Linked DNA regions of Homo sapiens: all the other regions are linked to region 3. The links are chromatin loops, found by intact Hi-C in ENCODE. Cell type or tissue: Calu3. All regions are shown on one strand.

What was found. Hi-C counts contacts between places; a loop is a spot of excess contacts. Peaks named below come from ENCODE experiments on the same cell type or tissue, not always from the same donor. Only the 100,000 strongest peaks of a DNase experiment are listed, where the experiment ranks them.
Region 1: it touches region 3 in a loop (5-fold over the local background); 2 of 110 quality-filtered maps call a loop at or near these places.
Region 2: it touches region 3 in a loop (10-fold over the local background); 5 of 110 quality-filtered maps call a loop at or near these places.
Region 4: a loop joins it to region 3, with 5 times the contacts of the local background. A loop is called at or near these places in 2 of 110 quality-filtered maps.
Region 5: it touches region 3 in a loop (8-fold over the local background); 2 of 110 quality-filtered maps call a loop at or near these places.

What each region holds. Positions count from the first base shown.
Region 1 is chr7:46,563,054-46,567,053 of GRCh38, forward strand. No RefSeq gene overlaps it. Among named protein-coding and RNA genes, the nearest start is that of IGFBP3, 640 kb to the left of the region's middle. In Calu3, no CTCF peak of the experiment used is centred here; a DNase peak (open chromatin) is centred at 2,398.
Region 2 is chr7:46,543,941-46,547,940 of GRCh38, forward strand. No RefSeq gene overlaps it. Among named protein-coding and RNA genes, the nearest start is that of IGFBP3, 620 kb to the left of the region's middle. In Calu3, no CTCF peak of the experiment used is centred here; a DNase peak (open chromatin) is centred at 2,097.
Region 3 is chr7:46,649,498-46,653,497 of GRCh38, forward strand. No RefSeq gene overlaps it. Among named protein-coding and RNA genes, the nearest start is that of IGFBP3, 730 kb to the left of the region's middle. RefSeq lists an enhancer at 1,495-2,694. In Calu3, no CTCF peak of the experiment used is centred here; DNase peaks (open chromatin) are centred at 1,794, 2,264 and 2,914.
Region 4 is chr7:46,483,962-46,487,961 of GRCh38, forward strand. No RefSeq gene overlaps it. Among named protein-coding and RNA genes, the nearest start is that of IGFBP3, 560 kb to the left of the region's middle. In Calu3, a CTCF peak has its summit at 1,645; DNase peaks (open chromatin) are centred at 1,230, 1,640 and 3,090.
Region 5 is chr7:46,491,231-46,495,230 of GRCh38, forward strand. No RefSeq gene overlaps it. Among named protein-coding and RNA genes, the nearest start is that of IGFBP3, 570 kb to the left of the region's middle. In Calu3, a CTCF peak has its summit at 2,142 (motif pointing right); a DNase peak (open chromatin) is centred at 1,471.

The sequences.
Region 1 (4,000 bases), 86 kb before region 3:
GGCCATATTTCCCAAAGTAATTTATAGATTCAATGCTATCCCCTTCAAGCTACCATTGACTTTCTTCACAGAATTAGAAAAACCTACTTTAAATTTTATATGGAACCAAAAACAAGCCCATATAGCCAAGACAATCCTAAGTAAAAAGAAGAAAGCTGGAGGCATCCCGTTACCTGACTTCAAACTATACTACAAGGCTACAGTAACCAAAACAGCATGGTATTGATACCAAAACAGATATATAGACCAATGGAACAGAACAGAGGCCTCAGAAATAATGCCACACATCTACAACCATCTGATCTTTGACAAACCTGACAAAAACAAGCAATGGGGAAAGGATTCCCATGTGCAGAAAACAGAAATTGGACCCTTTCCTTACAACTTATACAGAAATTAACTCAAGATGAATTAAATACTTAAAAGTAAGGCCTAAAACCATAAAAACCCTAGAAGAAAACCTAGGCAATACCATTCGGGACATAGGCATGGGCAAAGACTTCATGACTATAACACAAAAACCAATGGCAACAAAAGCCAAAATTGGCATATGGGATCTAATTAAACTAAAGAGCTTCTGCACAGCAAAAGAAACTATCATTAGAGTGAACAGGCAACCTACAGAATGGGAGAAAATTTTTGCAATCTATTCATCTGACAAAGGGCTAATATCCAGAATCTACAAAGAACTTAAACAAATTTACAAGAAAAAAAACAAACCTATCAAAAAGTGGACAAAGGATATGAACAGACACTTCTCAAAATAAGACATTTATGCGGCCAACAAACATATGAAAAAAAAGCTCATCATCACTGATCATTAGAGAAATGCAAATCAAAACCACAATGAGATACCATCTCATGTCAGTTTGGTGATCATTAAAAAGTCAGGAAACAACAGATGCTGGAGAGGATGTGGAGAAATAGGAATGCTTTTACACTGTTGATGGGAGTGTAAATTAGTTCAAACATTGTGGCGATTCCTCAAGGATCTAGAACTGGAAATACCATCTGACCCAAAGGATTATAAATCATTCTACTATAAAGACACATGCACACGTATGTTTTTTGCAGCACTATTCACAGTAGCAAAGACTTGGAACCAACTGAAATGTCCATCAATGATAGAGTGGATAAAGAAAATGTGGGACATATACACCATGGAATACTATGTAGCCATAAAAAAGGATGAGTTCATGTCCTTTGCAGGGACATGGATAAAGCTGGAAACCATCATTCTCAGCAAACTAACACAGGAACAGAAAACCAAACACCACAAGATCTCACTCGTAAGTGAGAATCGAACAACGAAAACATGGGTGCAGGGATGGGAACATCACACACCGGGGCCTGTCAGGGGGTGGGGGACAAGGGGAGGGATAGCGTTAGGAGAAATACCTAATGTAGATGATGCGTTGATGGTTACAGCAAACCACCATGGCACGTGTATACCTATGTAAAAACCTGTATGTTCTGCCCCTGTATCCCAGAACTTAAAGCATAATAAAAAAAAATTGTAATTGAATCCAACAGGAGAGAGAAATACATTAGACAACTTAAAAATGAATATTATTTTATTTTTCTTCCCCACTCATTTCCTGACACTCTAACCACTATATGACATTAATGGTCTCCACAGAGTTCCATGACCTCAAATCTCTTCCTGCACTGTACTTGCCATTACAATCAAGCACTATTCTGCTACCAGAAATATCTTCTCTAAATGTTATTGTCTTTAACAACAAATGAGGAAACAAAAACAAAATAAGAATGACAACAAATGTGTAATGATGAATTTCTGCTGGCTATATGTGAGGTACCCGTTCCTGCATTACTCCAAAAATCAAATCTCGGGCTATTTCACCACTTTTATTTCCATAGATGATTCCTAGAAACTTCCCTTTTCTTTAAAAGAGCCACATATTTGCCCACCTCTTCTTTCACCCGGAATGTCTTATTTTTTTCTTATGTGTATCTATATACAATCTTACCCTTCTAAAAAGCAAACAAATTTTAAATGCATTTCATTAACCCGTTGCCTGCATGCAAATTCTCCATCTTCTGAGCTTCCATTGCCCTTTACTTTTTTGTCTAGTTTATTGTTTTGACCTATGATAAATAGGTACATGGTGGTGTGGGGGTGCGAGAGAGAAAGAGGCAGCTGTATCTCTTGGAAGCAACTTGAAGAGAGCAGAAATAAATGTGTGTTTCTTCTCTTAGCCTCTAATAGCTTTTGCCATAGTGAATTATACAGAGCAGGGCTCAAATATGACAACTTGAAAATGTCTTGGGTATGGAAGAGAACAGATCATGCAAGGAGCTGTTGTGGCTTTTTCAGAGGGTGTGGCTATGAAAGTTTCAGAATCTGAATGTGATTAGTTGGGTGGAGTGAGGTGGCGTAGTTCCCTCAAGTACCTGTCAGCCAAGCCTCATATTTCTCAGGTATCTAATGAGGCAGGAATGTTGAGCGTGATCATGGGACAATTATACACCTCTTTCCACTTACAAAGCCTCTGCTTATCAGTATTTAATGATTTATTTCAGCCTTGCTAGGCCTAATCAAGACAAGACACATTTTGCACAGTGCATCTAGGCAAATGACAAAAGAGAGGGCAGCCACTGCCTCTGTAACCTGGTGTATTTCATGTGAGTATCACATTTCCTTTCTCATCATGTGTTTTTTTCCCCAAGTGAATTATGAGATCACTGGGTATATTTCATTTTATCAGATGTAGATGCATTTTCTTTATCCTCTTGAAACATATTTTAATCTAGTCCATTAATAGAATTTAAATAAAGCCCTTTGAAAATGACTAAGTATTGTGCAACAGGAGAAAAACTAAGTACATTCTGAGCTAGGTCTCTATTCACAATTTGCACGTAAAGTCTAGCAGGTAATGAGCTTAAGTTCAGTTACGTGTTTGACTAGGAGGCCTGAGGACATCAAGGAGAGTAAACATGTAATATAAAACACATGTAGATAAACGTAAATATGTGAGCAAATTCCTCAGCATGTAAAAGTTTAAAAGTATGTATATAAAGCCCAAATACGTAAACATACTCTTTAAGAATATTTTAGAGATTCAATTGCTGGGCATAATTTACAGCCCAGGTATTTCAGCCATTTGGCTTGTAGATGAAGGAAACAATCACAAGCAGAATCAGTGAATTACCTACCATCCTACAGGAAGTTAGCATAAGTCATGAGCTTCAGAACTTAAGCCTGAGTGAGTGTTCAGGCTCCCTGTCCTGTTCAATGTGAACTGTATCTGTGATTCTCAATTCTCTACTTATTATATCCATAAAGCAGTTTTTCAAAGAATAGGAGTCCTGACATTATAAAAGCACTCCCCTCCTTTCTTAAGAAGATGGCCTATCTGGGCAGGCATTCTGCTCTATATTTATCATTTGTAACATGTTTAGAGACAGCAATCCTTGACTTTGGGGAGATCGTAGAATCCTCTGACTATCTCATGAGACATTGGCATCCTCTCCTTAGAAAAATAAGCTTCGGTGCACACACTCAGCTTTTCCTATAATTCCTAGGGAGGGGAGCAAAGATTTCAAGTTAAGAAAACTTAGGATGTCATCACTTTGTCAGTGATCTTCCAAATTATTACCATCTGAATTGAGCCTAAGAAACTGCCATTTAATAAAAAATGTAATGTCTGGAACACGGGAGCTGAACAAATGAACAATGAAGATTACTTAAATGCTGGATTGTGCCTTTAAAAGCTGCCCAAATGTTGCAAATTAAGAAACAGATGGTTCAGGTGTTTATAAGTCTCCCTTCAATTCTGCCTTGTAATTTGGTCCAGCCTTGCGGGGTGCTTCTTAGTTTCCTCTTACCTCTTTCTGGTGTTAATGGATAATATATTACTGTAATTTCCAAATGGGAGCCCCACCTGGCCTGATAAGAGTGACGCCCTTGTTTAAGACACATATCTTCAGAGAATACAGTCTTCGGTGCCTACGTGTGAACATTTATGTATATATATCA
Region 2 (4,000 bases), 110 kb before region 3:
TCTTCTTCTCAAGCAGCCAAACAAGCACTGGCCCCAAGATAAGCAACGTTAAAACAAATGGCATCTCTTCTAGATGCTGACTAACTGACCCCAGCCCCTATTCCGCCAGCTATAACTGCAGCTTTAATTAGACAAAAGACTGATTTCAGTGACTTTATCCAGATAAAAAGACCACAGACCATGGCCTAATTCTGGCTGGTTTACAGAAATTAAGCCCTTTTGTAATTAGATCTATTTGTGTCCTAAATAGACCTATTGATGTACAAGACCTAATTTTAATATATTTAGACGTTAAGTCTCCACCCCAAAATAAGCATGGGCCATATGTTATACAGATGTTTATTCAATACACATGTGTCAGGACCACCTCCGTAAATATTCATAGCTCCCCCTGCAACCTGTTAAAAATGTGTGTTTAATCAACCTGTTGTGATATCTCCACAGGAGCTCTGAGTACAATTAACAGTGGGAAACAAACTTATTGACTTACTTATTGATATCAGGGTCATATATTTTATAGTTATTACTTGTCTATCCCCTGACTGAAAACGAAACAGAACAAAAATGATGACGATTGCAGGAATGTCAAAGAAAGTATGAGTCATCCTTTTCTTGCAATGTTTAGATTATCATCTTAGAGACCACAGTAAACACACAAGAAACCCTGAATGTTGGGTGTATATTCAAAATAAATTGGAAAACATCTCTGCCCTCCAGGACATGAATGAACAAATTAATGCAATGCCCAAACCTATGATGTTACTAAACCAGTGGTTCTCTTTTTTGTTTGAGTCAGGACCCTCCTGGTGAAAAAAAAAAAAAAAAAACTACTCATCATTCTGGCTATGTTTCTAGGAATAGGCCATACTTCTTTACTGTGGGTTATGCTGTTGCTATACAACATACATAGGGTTACAGGATCACTTTTCCCAGATCTTACCCCCTCATCCAATGATGCTTTGACATGTTACCCCTGTGATCCCAGGAACACAGAAATATTTCAAACTCCAAGAAAGTAAGTTCCATTCCTCAGGCACCTAGCAAGGCCTGCAGCCAGCAGGAAGTAGTCAGAATGAAGTCGACACCCTGATACCCCGTAGAAATGGAATGGACATTGACAGTGGGAAGTTTGTAATCTATATGGCCAGTTTGCTAGCTTACTCTATATGTGTGGACTGTTTCTGGGCTCTTCATTTATTCCATTGATCTATTCTTCCATCCTTTTATCAACACCACAAAATCTTAATAATGTAATTATCAAATAATTGTGAATGTCAGCTGATGCAAAACCTACTTCCTTTACAAGAAGATCTTTGTCATTCTTGGCTGTATACAATATAATACTATATCAATTATAGAATCATCTCATTATGTCTCTCTGTCTCTCTTTCTCTCTCCTCTCTCTCTCCCTCCCTCCCTCTCTCTTTCACACACACATACCAATGCACACACGTGCACACTCACATGCACACACACACACACATGCTCACACACATACACACACATCCTGCAAAGATGTTTATTGTTACCTCACTAAATCTACACATTAATTTGAAGAAACTTAACATCTTTTCAATGTTGTGTCTTTCTAAGTGTAAACATAATATTTAGATATTCTTTAATTCATTCCAGTAATGTTTTATGTATTTTTTTTCTAGAGATCTTGTTTCTACTTTGTTAGACTTATTCCTTGGTATTTAACATAATTGAAGTTATAAATGGTATATATTTTACTTATTTGTATACGGACATTCAAATCTATAAACATCCTTTTAAATTTTGCTTTAACTTTATTCTAGAGGTTTTGATATGTAGTGCCTGGCACATGATAGGTGGTCAATAAGTATCTGTGGAATTCTCATTATAAGGGTTGAGCAGGTTGACCTCTGAGTTCATTGTCAGTTATGACTATCTAGAATTTTTGGATGTTGTAGTTATGTCAAGTTTTCTATTACATAGTTAAATGTAGGAAAATGCCCAACAACCATGGTTGCATTTTGGTATTTATTTAACTTCTTAAAACTTGTTATCACCATGGTGTTGAAAAAAAATTCTTTTGAGCTTTTTCACTAATCAAACAAATGAGTCACTAAAGAGGCTGGTGATGAGTCATCTGAATGCAAGCATTTATCCCAGTTATGCAAATGAAAGATCTGATTAGAGTGGTAGATCCAAAATCTGAGTCCCAAAGTTCACCAAGGTGAAACACTTTTAAAACCTCAGAGTGGTCGTCAATTTATTAAAAATTTAGTTATAAGATAGATGACTACATCCATGATTAGGAAGATTAAGGGACAATTTAGTGCTTCTATGGTCATTTTATCTATAAGCTTTCTTTTGACCCAAGCTCTCCTTTACAGCAATGAAATACAATATGAATAATATTCACTTGTGAAGTCCACAAAAGATTTTGTCTTTTCTCATGCCATACAGGTGGCCCAAACCAAATTCATGGTTCTCCCTCAAATCACCACTATCCTCCCAGTGACTCAGACTTTTAATTTCCTTGATATTCTGTTTAGTTAACAATGAAAATTAGTGTTTTAATTATACAGGTTTAAAAATGATAATACGGCTGATCGAAGTATAAAGAGATAAAAATCACTTGAAATTAGACCATCTTGAAATAAATACTGTAAACATTTTGGTGATCATTTATTCATGCACATCTTTATATGTTTAAATCACCATCTTCATATAATACTTTCTTTTTGTCTTGGACGTATTTTACTTTTTTATGGCATTACCCCTCTCTCATTCCTCATCACATGCATCAATATCTCCAAATCACCAGATATACAATGTTAACAGCAAGATGTGTATCCTTCCATAATATTCTTCATCAAATGAATATATGTTCATATACAGCTTTTTCATTGTCTTGTGTTTATTTAAAAACAAAGAATATATTCAGAACTCTAAAACCCAGTAATAAGGTAACAAACAACCCAATTAAAAAATGGACAAAAAATTAGAACAGATACTGAAGAAGGTACTAAATAGATGACAAATAAGCACATGAAAGAGATGCTCAATATCATTAGTCATTATGGAAATATAAAGAAAAATCACAATTATATACTTACTAGAATGATCAAAATTGGAAACAATGACTACAAGGGTGCTGACAATAATGTGGAGGAACTGAAACTCTAATCCACAGTCTGTGGAAATATAAATTGGTACAATCACATTGGAAAACAGTTTAACAGCTTCCTATAAAGTTAAACATCCACTGACTATATGATAGTCTTCTCATTTGTAGGTATTTTTCCAAGGAAATGAAAGTATATGTTCATGCAAAGACATGTACAGGAATGTTCAAAGTAGCTAATTTTGTAATAGTTCAAAAGTCAAAGCAACCAAATGTTCATCAAGTGAATGGATAAACAAATTGGGTTGTGTCCACACAATGGAATACTACTCAGCAATAAAAAGAACTCTGATAGAAGCCAAATGAATAAATCTCAAAATATGATGAAAGAAGCAACACAAAAAAAGTAAATACGATTCTATTTGTATAGAATTCCAGAAAAATTGGAAATAATCTACAAAAAGGAGAAAGTAGTGGTTCCCTGGGGATGGAAGGGGCTTTGGAAGGGCAAGATGGAGAAATTACACAGGGACATGAGGACATTTTCAGTAGTAAAAGATATGTTCATTATCCAGAATGTGTTGTTGGTTTCATGGGTACACATATGTCTCAGAAGTTATCAAATTGTGTAGTTTATTATGTGTAGTTTATTTAAATATACAAAAGTCAGTTTATATATATATATATAACTCCTTTTAATTGGCATATGACATTCAATTGCATACATGTTTCATAGTTTATTTAAATACTTCTCTACTGATGTATATTTATATGTTCCCAGAGTTTTACCACCACACTAGTGATTACATATATACATATATAATATATATACACACACACATATACAAGTGTGTGTATATATATATAGAAACTATATATACACACACCAGCACACATGGATAATAG
Region 3 (4,000 bases):
AGATCCTTCCCACAACACGTGAGAATTATGGGAACTATAATTCAAGATGATATTTGGGTGGGGACATAGCCAAACCATATCAACAAATAAGAGATGATTCTGGAAGTTAAGGACTGGAGTCCAGAATGGTTTGCCAGCACCACCTTAGACAACACAGCGTACCTGCAAGCCTTGGGTTTCTCATCTCCCAAATGAGGATGCTAAAAAGTAAGCCAAAAAAAAATCCCTACCTTCAAAGATTCTGGGAGTCTCACATGAAATGACAAATATGAAAATGCTTTTGCAATTCAAAAATGTTATACAAACATTGCCACTTTTTTCAATATCCTGAACATCCTGAATTGTTAAATAGATCCTTCTAGACACCAACTCTTAGGAATTCTATTTGAATCAGGACAGCCTTGCATGGGCCACCAGACTGCTTGTAAATGCAGAAGATATAATTGAAACTTCATAAAGACAACAGGAAATTTATTTGAAAGTGTTGAATTCACATTGCAGAATGATTTATGCACAGTTACGATTTATGCAGTTAGCTTCTCATGGCTGTATTTTTCCAAAGCTCTGATTAAAACACGATGCAATTCTGAGGTTAACCCCAATCCCTCCTCACTGTGGGTGGGTGAAATCCTTAGCTAAGTTCAATAGTAGAGACAAAACACTTTTCTTTTAAGATTTGGTTATGCTCTGTCTATATTTTTTTCTAAGTATTGCATCTGTTTTACCAGAAATTAGTACTTCCTTTTACAATGACTTTTGTGTGAATTACAGTGAATTCTTGAATTCAGTCTACAATTGCTCAATGTTCGGACATCACTGTTTTCACTGAAAATACTTCTCTAGCTCTAGCTATCACTGTTCCTAAGTTGTTATTGCACAGAGTTAAATAACACTGAGGAAGACATCTTCTTCTTATATGTGCACCCTGCAAATATCCCACAGACAGTGCTGAAGGTATTCCAAAAATTGGTTTCTTCATCAGAACAAATGCGGCAGCAGGAGAAGATGCATAGATAGCCTGGTTTTTACCAGAGCAGAATAATCCCCTAATTCAATGCCATCTGAAAGCAATATTTCTGTTTATTAATAGACATATAATTTATGCTTTCTGTTTTTTATTAAATATTTTTTCCTGGCTCAATAAAACTACTTTTTAAAAATAAATAATCAGAGAACAGAGAATTATTGAAAATTGAAAATATGATGGCTAAATAAAAAACTGAGCAGAATAATGAAACATACCAGAAGATAGAAGGAAAAGAAAGAGAGGAAGGAAGGAAGGAAGAAAATCAGAAAGGAGATAACACATCCAATCAACTGAAGGGGGGAAATAAAGAGAGAATATGATAAGTAAAATTTCCTTCGAGAGAAAGTGAGGTTGAAAATATTTTCTTTTATTTTTAATTAATTAATTATTTCTGTATCAAATAGTACAATTATTTGTATTTTCATGGTACTTTAATGATTTTTTTGAGACAAAGAAGGTTTTGGTAAACTTTTAAATATGTGTCATCATTCAAATTCAATGAAATAGAGGCCCAGGTTTCCAAACCAGTTAAAAATTTGAGCAAAAATATAAAATATGAATTTGGGAAAAAAATCCCCCTAAGAATAAAGATAGGGCTAGCTAAACACAGCATGTTGCCCTGTGGAAGTCTCTTTCACTGTTAGATGCTGTTGGGTAAATGCACCTGACAGCAATAACTTAAGCATACCCTTAGAATGACCCTGTGTGGTAGACACACCTGAGTGTTGTTCCAAGCTCGGGAATCCAGGAGTGGCCAATCTGGTGATTCATTCCTTGTCTATGAGGAACCTCTGAGCCCCTGGCATGTCCTGTGGAACACGGGCTGTATAGAAGATTGAGGATCTGAGTTTTGGTTGGGGGGGGGGGGTCAGTAAATGAAGGTTGTCAGGTGGAGGTCATTACAGGGAGGGTGTTAAGTGAAAATACTCCATAAACTGCATGCTGTTTTCAAGTGGTTGTGGTTGTCCTGCCCAGCCCACCACCACTGTGCTGTGCGTTTACGTTGTCCAGCCTGCTGTCACTGGATTGCTTCTGTCCATAAGGCGGTTCTCCTGCCCAGCCTGCCGCCACTGGACTCTCCCCCCTGTATGAAAGCCCCTAATAAAACCCCGTGTCTCATTTGCTGATTCTGAGTCTTTTCTTTGGCCTCTTGAACCTGGCGCCTTCCCTGCTGAGGTTGATAAGGGTTTGGCACAGCAATGCTCCAGGGACTGATTCATGAGGAAGGAAAGTGAGCTGTACCAGAGAGAACAAAATCCCAGGTGACCCCTCTCTGCCGTCTAGCGTCAAAGATTCCAGGTGATGTTTCCTGGTCCCACCTGCCTGTCTCACTTGCTCTACTCAAGCCTCATTTTCCACATATGCAAAATGGGAACAATAGTTTTGACCTGATTCTCTCAGGTGTGGGCATGATTCATGCAGAAAGTTGATTCATTTGCTGCGTGTTACAAACCGAGTAGGGATTTTCCAGCAAGGAAACAGTGACAGGGCATTTCTTCTTATGAGAACCAGGTATGTGAAGGCAGAGCTATATACCAGTGTTTCACAGATGATCCTACTTTAGCTTTTCAGCAACCTCGTAGCAGAGGTAGAATGTAGCATATCAGTAATGAACAGGCACTCCAGAGGTAGACTTGCCTGGATTGGACACATGGAGAATGGTGATGCCTACCCCAGGCTGAACTGAAAATCTGTTCTTAGAGATGGGGGATAGGCACCTAAGAAAGAAAGTGAGCAGACACTGAGGGAACTAGACCTTTACCCAGGCTCAAAGGAAAAAGAAACATTATTTCAGAAGAGACAAGCATTGTTGGCCAGGAAGAAACAAAATGAAACACTCCAGGCCACTCCACATATTCCTTAAGTGAAACCTGCTTGTCTGCTCACTCCATAAATTATTGGGCTGTCTGCTGTGAGCCCTGGCGTTTACATGTTCATGTATTACATGAACATACTTACCAACCTAACCCGTGGAAATATTACCAGCGGTGATGCAAATGGACCATCTGCCCTCACCAGACACATGAGAAAACCAACCACAAGAAAGGGGGCTGGGGGAACTCCTGGGACACTGAACTCAGAAAAAAACTAATATACTTTGGGGAGCAGGAGAAAACGCATTAAGCAGATTTAAGAAGATGTTGCAAGTATGAAACAAGAATGGCAGCTTTGAATGGCAGAACAAAGAGAAAAAAAGGTCTTAGACATTGTAAGAAATACAGTAAAAAAACAAGTGTGCATGCTCGATAGTCAGATGTTTACTTTGAACACTAAGTTGATTATTAACAAAACTCAGAACTCAAAGAAAAAGTTGGAAAACATGAGACAAAATAATAAAAAAGCATTGACCATATGTCTAAGAGTTAAACATACATCTAAAAGATCAGGTCAGGGATAATGAAGAAGAGGTAAAATATTGAAAAAAGTAAAAAACATATCTGGAAGCTAAAAAATAACATAAATGCTTTGAACAAGAGTCCTTTAATACTGTGTTGGGTGGTTGGATGAATTAGGAAAAGACCTTATTGGGCCCACCTAGAGCCAGTTGATGATTCCAAGTTAGCAAGAAGTTCTGAAAATCTTTCAGTATTAAAAGAATCATAATGAATACCAAGAAGTGGATGTTAGTGTAACATGAGAACTCCCTGAGAAAAATCCCATACAAATATCAGTGTGGCTTCACTTGTGGATTTTTGAGGGAGAATTGCCTGAAGAATTGAATTTTAGTGAGCATCTACATGATTCTCTTTCTGATCTCTTTCTGGAAATACTTACAATGTAGAAGCATAAGTTAGAAAATCAAAATGTTAAAGACAATAGAAAAAAGTTATATTGGCAGGGCACTGTGGCTCACGCCTGTAATCCCAGCACTTTGGGAGGCCGAGGCGGGCGGATCACGAGGTCGGGAGATTGGGACCATCCTGGCTAACATGGTGAAACCCCATCTCTACTAAATAATACAAAAAATTAGCC
Region 4 (4,000 bases), 170 kb before region 3:
CTCTTACTAAGTTTGTCCATTATGCCTTCTAATAGTTCTCCAATATTCCATCTCATATTCATTCTTCTATGATTAACCTTGCTTAAACTGTTGTCATAATTTCTGTGACTACAACATAAATCTTCCAAATGGATCCTATCCTCCAAGTCTCTTTGCTCTATCCCTGAGTTGTCCAATACACTAGCCAATGGCCATATGTTGCTACTGAGCACTTGAAATGTGACTGGTGTAACCAGTTATCTGAAGTTTTAGTAGTATTTAATTGCATTAAATCAAGAAAATATAGATACTGAATTCAGTTGTTAGAAAACTTAAGAATCTCTGGTTGAGCATGGTGGCTCATGCCTGTAATCCCAGCAGTTTGGGAAGCCGAGGCAGTTGGATTGCTTGAGCTCAGGAGTTTGAGACCAGCCTGGGCAACATAGTGAAACCCTGTCTCAATCAAAAACACAGAAAATTACCTGGGCATGGTGGCATGTGCCTGTGGTCACAGCTACTCGGGAGGCTGAGGTGGAAGGATGACTTGAGCCCAGGAGGTGGCAGTTGCAGTGAGCCAAGATCACACTGCCTCACTCCAGCATGGGCAACAGAGCCAGACTCTATCTCAAAACAGAAAAACAAAAAAACAAAAGAGAGAGAAAAAAACCCTTTCAGAATCTCTGAAAAACTCCGGCATGTGAATGTACTCTTCAACTTTAAATTTAATGAAATCTAAACACAGATCGAGTAATTGTGATGAGTTTAGCATCTGTAAATAAAAATATGCTTTATGTGTAAAATACATGCAAGGTTTCAAACACCAAGTACAAGAAGAGTAAGTGTAAACTATCATTAATAAATTTGTGTACTGATGACATTTTAAATGACAAAAGTTTGAATGTATTGTGTTAAATAAATTACATTATCACATTTATTTCACTTGTTTCTTGTGGCTATTAAAGAATTTTAAAATTGCCTTTGTGGATCACACAATATTTCTATTGTTTGTTTCAACCAATCCATGTTCCACCTCTCAATCCATTGGCTGTCTCTCGATCCATATTCCACCTGCTACCAGCAAGTGAAGTGCTCTGCTGACTCTTCACTTCCTCCTTCCTGACATCTGCCTGTGGAATAGAGCCTAGTGTTCCCTGAAGCCTGACTTCTCTGCCCTGCCCTGGGCACTGCAGGTGGAAGTTTCCACATCACAACTCGAAGGCTACTAGTGGAAACACTTCCTCTCCCAACACCACCCCCCGCATGGGGCACTCTACTTAGAGGGTTGCTTTTCTGTCCCCTTCTCTGCCTCAAAGTCCTTTCCTATTACTCCTTTAAGGCAAAATAAAACAAAAACACAAAGCTGGCCAAACTGTATTTGTCATTTTAGAACCAGCTCAAGGGTGTCATTTTCTCCAAAGTGCAGTTGGTGCCACTACCTCCTCCTTGACAGGTAGATCATTGCCCTGGGCTGTGTCCCACTGGGTCGCTTTCCAAAGTAAGTCATAGTAACACCTGCATGCTATCTTTCTCCCCTACCAGGGAGCTCACTATCTCAGAAACCCAGGAAGCTCCTTTCTAAGGAAATACTTGGATGAATAAATGAACTCAACAGCAATGCCAGTGTTACTAATTCACAAAGATAAACAAAAATCCTCCTGCAGGTTGGAATGCACAGTGGTTTGACCAGGCATTTTTTTCCCATATTTGGAAAACTGGCAAAAGCAAGGCTTTATGAGATACAGGATCAGAAAAAAATGAGAGCAGGTAATCTAAAAAGCGTGGTCAGGGCAGTACAGCTGTGGTTTTTGCAAAGTAGCAATTGCTGTCCATGGGTCAATTGTCTTATCTGCCTCTGCCACAACTACTGTCTTTTCTCTGTGTTCATGGCAATTCCCTGACTCTTTGGCCAATGCATTATCTTTAAAGATATTTAAACATATACAATCCAGCCTTGTTAGCCTGAGGTCCATTCTGCCTTTTCTGAGTAGTTTTTTATCAACCTACCACCTGAGTCACTAACCACTTACTATAAATTTACATCAATCACATTTCCTCCATTCCTGAGTTTATGTGGCCACGTGATAAACAGGCTCATACATTGGTGTGTCTCATCGCAATTTTTAATGTTTAAAAAAAGGGTGTAAATGCTTAAAATCATATTTTCTAAATAAGTGAAACAAATGTTAAGCTTTTAAAAAATTTCGATTTCTTACTTACAAAATTTATTTGTTCTTAATTGCTGAGAGTTTGAAATCTGTGCCTGTCTGAATCTTTCATTCACATGGACATAGACATTATCATCCAACATGAAGTGACAAGGCATTTGACAGAGTGAACATGGAGGAAGGCCACTCTTATCAGTGTGAAAGATAGTTGCATCCTATGAGGATAGAAGACACAGAAGATAAAATCTGAAATACAATAAATATGCACTTGTTTATATTTTTCTCTTCTATAATTACCATAGTGACCTCTTACCTGATAAAAATGTCAACAGAGATGGTAGAAGATGGGTCTCAGCTGTGCTCTCAACAGATTCAACATGCAGAAAACTAGTTTTCAGGGTCACAAAAGTTTAACTCATTTAATGAGCTTATTCTTACATGCCATTATTGAATTAAAAGCATGATTTAGTACTGCAGGGTGGAAAAAAGCAAACTGCATTGCTTTGACAGATAAATTCCTCTCTAGCTTCTTTTAGCAATTCCTAGCATTTGGAATCGCTTCCTATTTAATATTTTTTGTTGTCCTTTTTCATTTTTATTCTCAGTAGTCATTCTAAATGTCTTTTTAAACTCATAATGATTTAAACTCCTAGGAGGCTGTGTGAACTTTGACAAATGACTCAACCTTCCTGGATGTCAATTAAACACTACATATTTGCTGGGCTTTAACAATCTAAATAAGATTTTATTCTTCCTTTACAGATACCTTGACATCTCTTATTCTTCCACGTCTTCATAAATTGTATGTCTAACTTTCTCTGTTGGGATGTTTGCACCAATAACACAACAGTGGTTCTCTGACTTGAGTGTGCCTTAGAATGAGCTGGAAGTCTTGACACAACGCAGGCTGCTGGGCCCAGTCCTGAGGTTCTGACTCACTAGGTCTCGGGTGGGGCCTGAAAACTCGTGTTACTCACCAGCACCCAGGAGCTGCTGATGCTGCTGATGTGGCTACCACAGTTTCAGAACCACTGCAATACAGACATCTTCTCAAGGGTGCAGAACACAGAGCTTAAAAGATGTTTGCATGCTTTACAAACATATTAAGATCCAAATGTCCATAAAGAAAGATGTTCATCTCCTTACCTTTTAACTGATGTCCAGATCACCTATTCAGGTTATCTTTGGACTCGGAGATGAGGTGATACATGTGGAGAATTTTCAAACAGTAAAAGCAAGTGATATGCATGGAAGGGAACATGACCATCAGTAGCCAGTCATGACTAATTCTGAAATTTAATCTTTCAAGGCTCCCTCATTCCTCCTTTTGTCTTTGACTCTGCTCTTCTTACCTGCCGGGTGTAAAGGCAAACAGCACCTCTTTGAGCTCAGATGTGTTCTTTACTGGCTGGGAGGCCATGGGCACCTTACCTCAGTTCTCCCAGTGGAAGAACTCCCATAGAGACACTAGATGGTTTGTGAGGGAACCCCAGCTTTGATTTCATGACTCCTGCATTTGTATTTTTAAGTATAAATTACTGTCAAGTAAACTCTTCTTCACACAGAATGTGAAATTCATCTATCCTTCTGCCCACTCATGCATTTATTTATGTATTAATTTAAGAAATATTGATTGATGGCCAGGTATGGTGGCTCACACCTGTAATCCCAGCACTTTGGGAGGCTGGGGCAGGTGGATCAGTTGAGGTCAGGAGTTCGAGACCATCCTGGAAAACATGGTGAAACTCCATCTCTAGTAAAATTACAAAAATTGGCTGGGTGTGGTGGCACACATGCCTGTAATCCCAGCTACTCAGTAGGCTGAGGCAGGATAATTGTTTGAACCCAGGAGGCAG
Region 5 (4,000 bases), 160 kb before region 3:
TTTAATTCACTGAGCTTCTAGTGTGTGTCTGGTAGACATGGGCACTGAAGATGAATTTTCATCTGTGATTTTATCGTAAGGTATGCAAGTGAACACATACAATGCAGTAAGTACTCCATCATAAAGAGCACCCAGCAAAGAGGATGCACAGCTTCCTCAGACAAAGAAAAGATGTGGCTAGAGATCATTCCTAAGGGAGAGTTAATGACTGGAGATGTGGAAGAATATTTCAGCCAAAGAATAGCCATGATGTGGCAAAAGTCAAGCCTAGAGCCTGTGGTAAAAATCCAGGAAAGGAAGCTGAATGGTTAGGCAAAAGCCAGACAATAAGGACTTTGTGGGAAAAGGATAAGGAGTCTGAATTTAAGTCAGAAATAGAAATATCACTGGCTGTGATTAATTTATGTGCTAGACATCATGTTGTAATTTTATCTTCTCTGATGGTCACAGCAACTCTCTGACGATCTCTAAAAAACATTTTTTTTTTAGAGAAGTAAACCAAGTGACGGCTGGGTACAGTGGCTCATGCCTGTAATCCCAGCACTTTGGGAGGCCAAGATGGGCAGATCATGAGGTCAGCAGTTCGAGACCAGCCTGGCCAACATGGTGAAACCCCATCTCTACTGAAAGTACAAAAATTAGCCAGATGTGGTGGCGGGGGCCTGTAATTCCAGCTACGTGGGAAGCTGAGACAGGAGAATCGCTTGAACCCGGGAGGCGGAGATTGCAGTGAGCCGAGACAGTTCCATTGCACTCCAGCCTGTGCAACAGAGAGAGACTTCATCTCAAAAAAAAGGAAGTGAACCAAGTGACTTACTCCAATTCACTCCATTTTTTCTGAAGCCAATAAAGGATTCACATCTAAATCTTACATAAGTTCTTGCTGTAATAACTGTTTGAGTCCATTTAGGCAACAAAACAAAACACCATAGACTGGGTGACTTATGAAGGAGGGACATTGATCTCTCACAGTTCTGGAAGCTGACACTCTGATATCAAGGTATCAGCAGATTGCTGTCCGATGAGTGGTTACTTCCTGATTCATAAATGGGGACTTCTGGTTGTGCCTTTGTAGGGTAGAAGAAGTAGGGGAACTCTCTAGGGCCTCTTTTTTTTTTTTTTGAGGGAGTCTCACTCAGTTGCCCAGGCTGGAGTGCAATGGCGCAATCTCGGCTCACTGCATCTAGGGTCTCTTTTATAAAAACACTAATACAATTTGTGAGGCTCCACTCTCATGTCCTAATCACCTCCCACAAACCTACTTCCTAATATATCCCCCTTGGGGTTTAGGATTTTAACATATAAATTATTGGAGGATAAAAACATTCAGTCCATAGAAGTCACCAAACTGGTTCTACTCACAGTGTAACTGCAAGGCCAGTGCCAGACTGTCATGAAATAACTACTAGCCTTGAGAATCTAGGAGAATTTATGTTGGAAACTTAGCAATCTGACCTTGCTGTGATGTTCAGGTGCACAATCAATGAACATGACTCATCAGATTACAGACAGATTTTAGTGCTGTGGAACTCAAATGGGCAGTCTCCAATGGCATGAGCTGTGTCAGGCAGACAAGAACGTCATACCAGTCTGATAATTAATTAAAAAACAAAAACAAAATCAACTGGTTCTTCACTAAAGTGAATTTGAGAAACACTTTCTTAGCACTGGAAGTAATTGCTAGAGATGGAGTGAGATTATCATCAGTGTTCTAGAAAAAGATCCCTGGAACCGCTAGGCACTGGTTTGAAGAGAGATGCAAAGGATAGGTCGGGCTCTCAGGTGGAACTATTATAGACAGCACAAGTCTCCCAGAAGGTGAGAGGTGATGGAGCCAGGAACACCACAGTACACATAAGGTGAAACAAAAACATTAATTACCAAGAAGGAAACAAGGAGAAGAATCGGTGCTTTTCTGACAAATTGCATATGTAAGGTAAAAGAGCAATGAGGATCATAACATTTCTGATTTGGAAAACTAGAATGCCAATGATGTCTAGAAAATGGAAGAAGAAATATAAGATGAAAATGAGCACTTTGGGGAACAAGGCTGTGAGGATCGTAATGGGAATGGTGGTTTATTTTGTTCATATCCCAATGGGAGCCAGACAACTAATGAGCTATGGCTATGAAATCAAACCGGATGGGTTAGAATCTGGCTTCTGCCATTCACCCACTAGATGGCCTTAGGCAAATTATTTCTCTTCAGTCTTTGTTTCTTCATTTGTAAAATAGAGATAGAGTGAAGAAAAAATTATTTTACGACGTATTTTTTTCTTACTTGCTAATTTAATAATATTCCCTGAATTTCCATTTTTGTTTGTTTTGTTGCAGTGTATTCTGGTTTATTTGTGTTTGTAGTTTGTTACGTTTATCTATTCTGATCAAATGGTCATCTCTCTGAATTCTTAATAATTAGTTCAGATTTCCATACTTTCACTCAATCAAAGAGGATACCCCTAAATAGAACTTAATACCTAAATATCTGAGACATGCTGGAAGAAAGCTGGAAAAGCAATGTTCTTAAAAAAGTGGGAGATGTTGGATTTCATTTGAAAGGGTATGAACTAACACTTTTTCTTGAGACTATGCTTAAACTGTATTTAAAAACAAATTGGTTTGAAAATACTTAAGAGGAAAATGACTTTTTACCCTCTTATAACAGAAATAGCATGGTTTATGGAGAAATAATGGTTTAGTATCATCTAGGGATTTTGTATAAACAGACCTGGTAAGATGTACGTGGCAAGACACTTCCAGTTTGTCCATTATAGAAGCTTAGGCAAAGTGAAATACTTTCACCACAAACATCTAGAAATCAAGAATAAGATATACTACCACAATTTTACATGAATATCTGATCTTGCAAGGAAGGAAAAGAAATCTCTAGATGCAAAAAAAAAAAAAAAAGGAATTAAAGACAAGACAGTAAACTAATGCTGAGGTTCTTTTGAGAAGAAACAGAGACAGGGAGTATGAATCATGAGCCAGGCTTGGGATTACTGGAGAGAGGATGTTCACACTGGGCCAATGTAATGTGAAGGGTTTGGAAGGATGCCTTTTCTAAAGGCAGAAACTGCCAGGGGCTATATTCCATGACTTTGAAAAATTTGGGTCATTGGTACAGGCAGATAGCAAAAAAGTAAAGTAATATGTCTGTTTTACCTGAACATTTGTAATGGGTGATTGGCAGCTATCAAAACATTCAATTGTGTGATCCTGTACATAATGTTTGGAATTAAAAACAATAGTATAAGAGATTATTAAAGGAAATTAAGGAAAATTAAAGAAGATATAAATAAAGTAGAAAAGCATTCCATGTTCATGTATCAGCATATTTAATATTGTTTAGATGGCAATTCTTTCTAAACGAATCTACAGATTGAACACAACCTCTACCGAATTCCTGATGACTTGTTGTGGGGTTTTTTTTGCAATGATTTCCAAACTGTTTCTAAAATTCACATGGAAAAACACAGGACGCAGAGTAGCCAAAACAATCTTTAAAAAGAAGAACAAATTTGGAGGACTCACAATTCCTAGTCCTAAAACTTGTTACAAAGCTATAGTAGTTAGGAAAGTGGTACTAGAGGGGGCAGACTTTTGTTTGTTTTGTTTCATTTAATATGCAACACAAAGTTATAAAAAAGAGAGTGGCACTAGAATAAGAATAATTGCATCATCAGTGGGATAGAATTAAGGGTTCAGGAAAAAAAATCTCTTGCATTTATGATGAACTGACTTTCAACAAAGGTGACAAGGAAAATAAAAGGGGAAAGAATAATCTTTTCAGCAAATAGTGTTGGGGCAACTGAATATGCACGTGCAAAAGAATAAAATAGGACACCTTCGCTACATCATTGTAAAAATTACTCAAACATATCAAAGACAAAAATGTAAGATCTAAAACTATAGAATGTTTAGAGGAAATAATAGGAGTAAATCTTCATAACCTTGGTTTAGACATTGATTTTTAAATATATGATAGCAAAAGCACAAG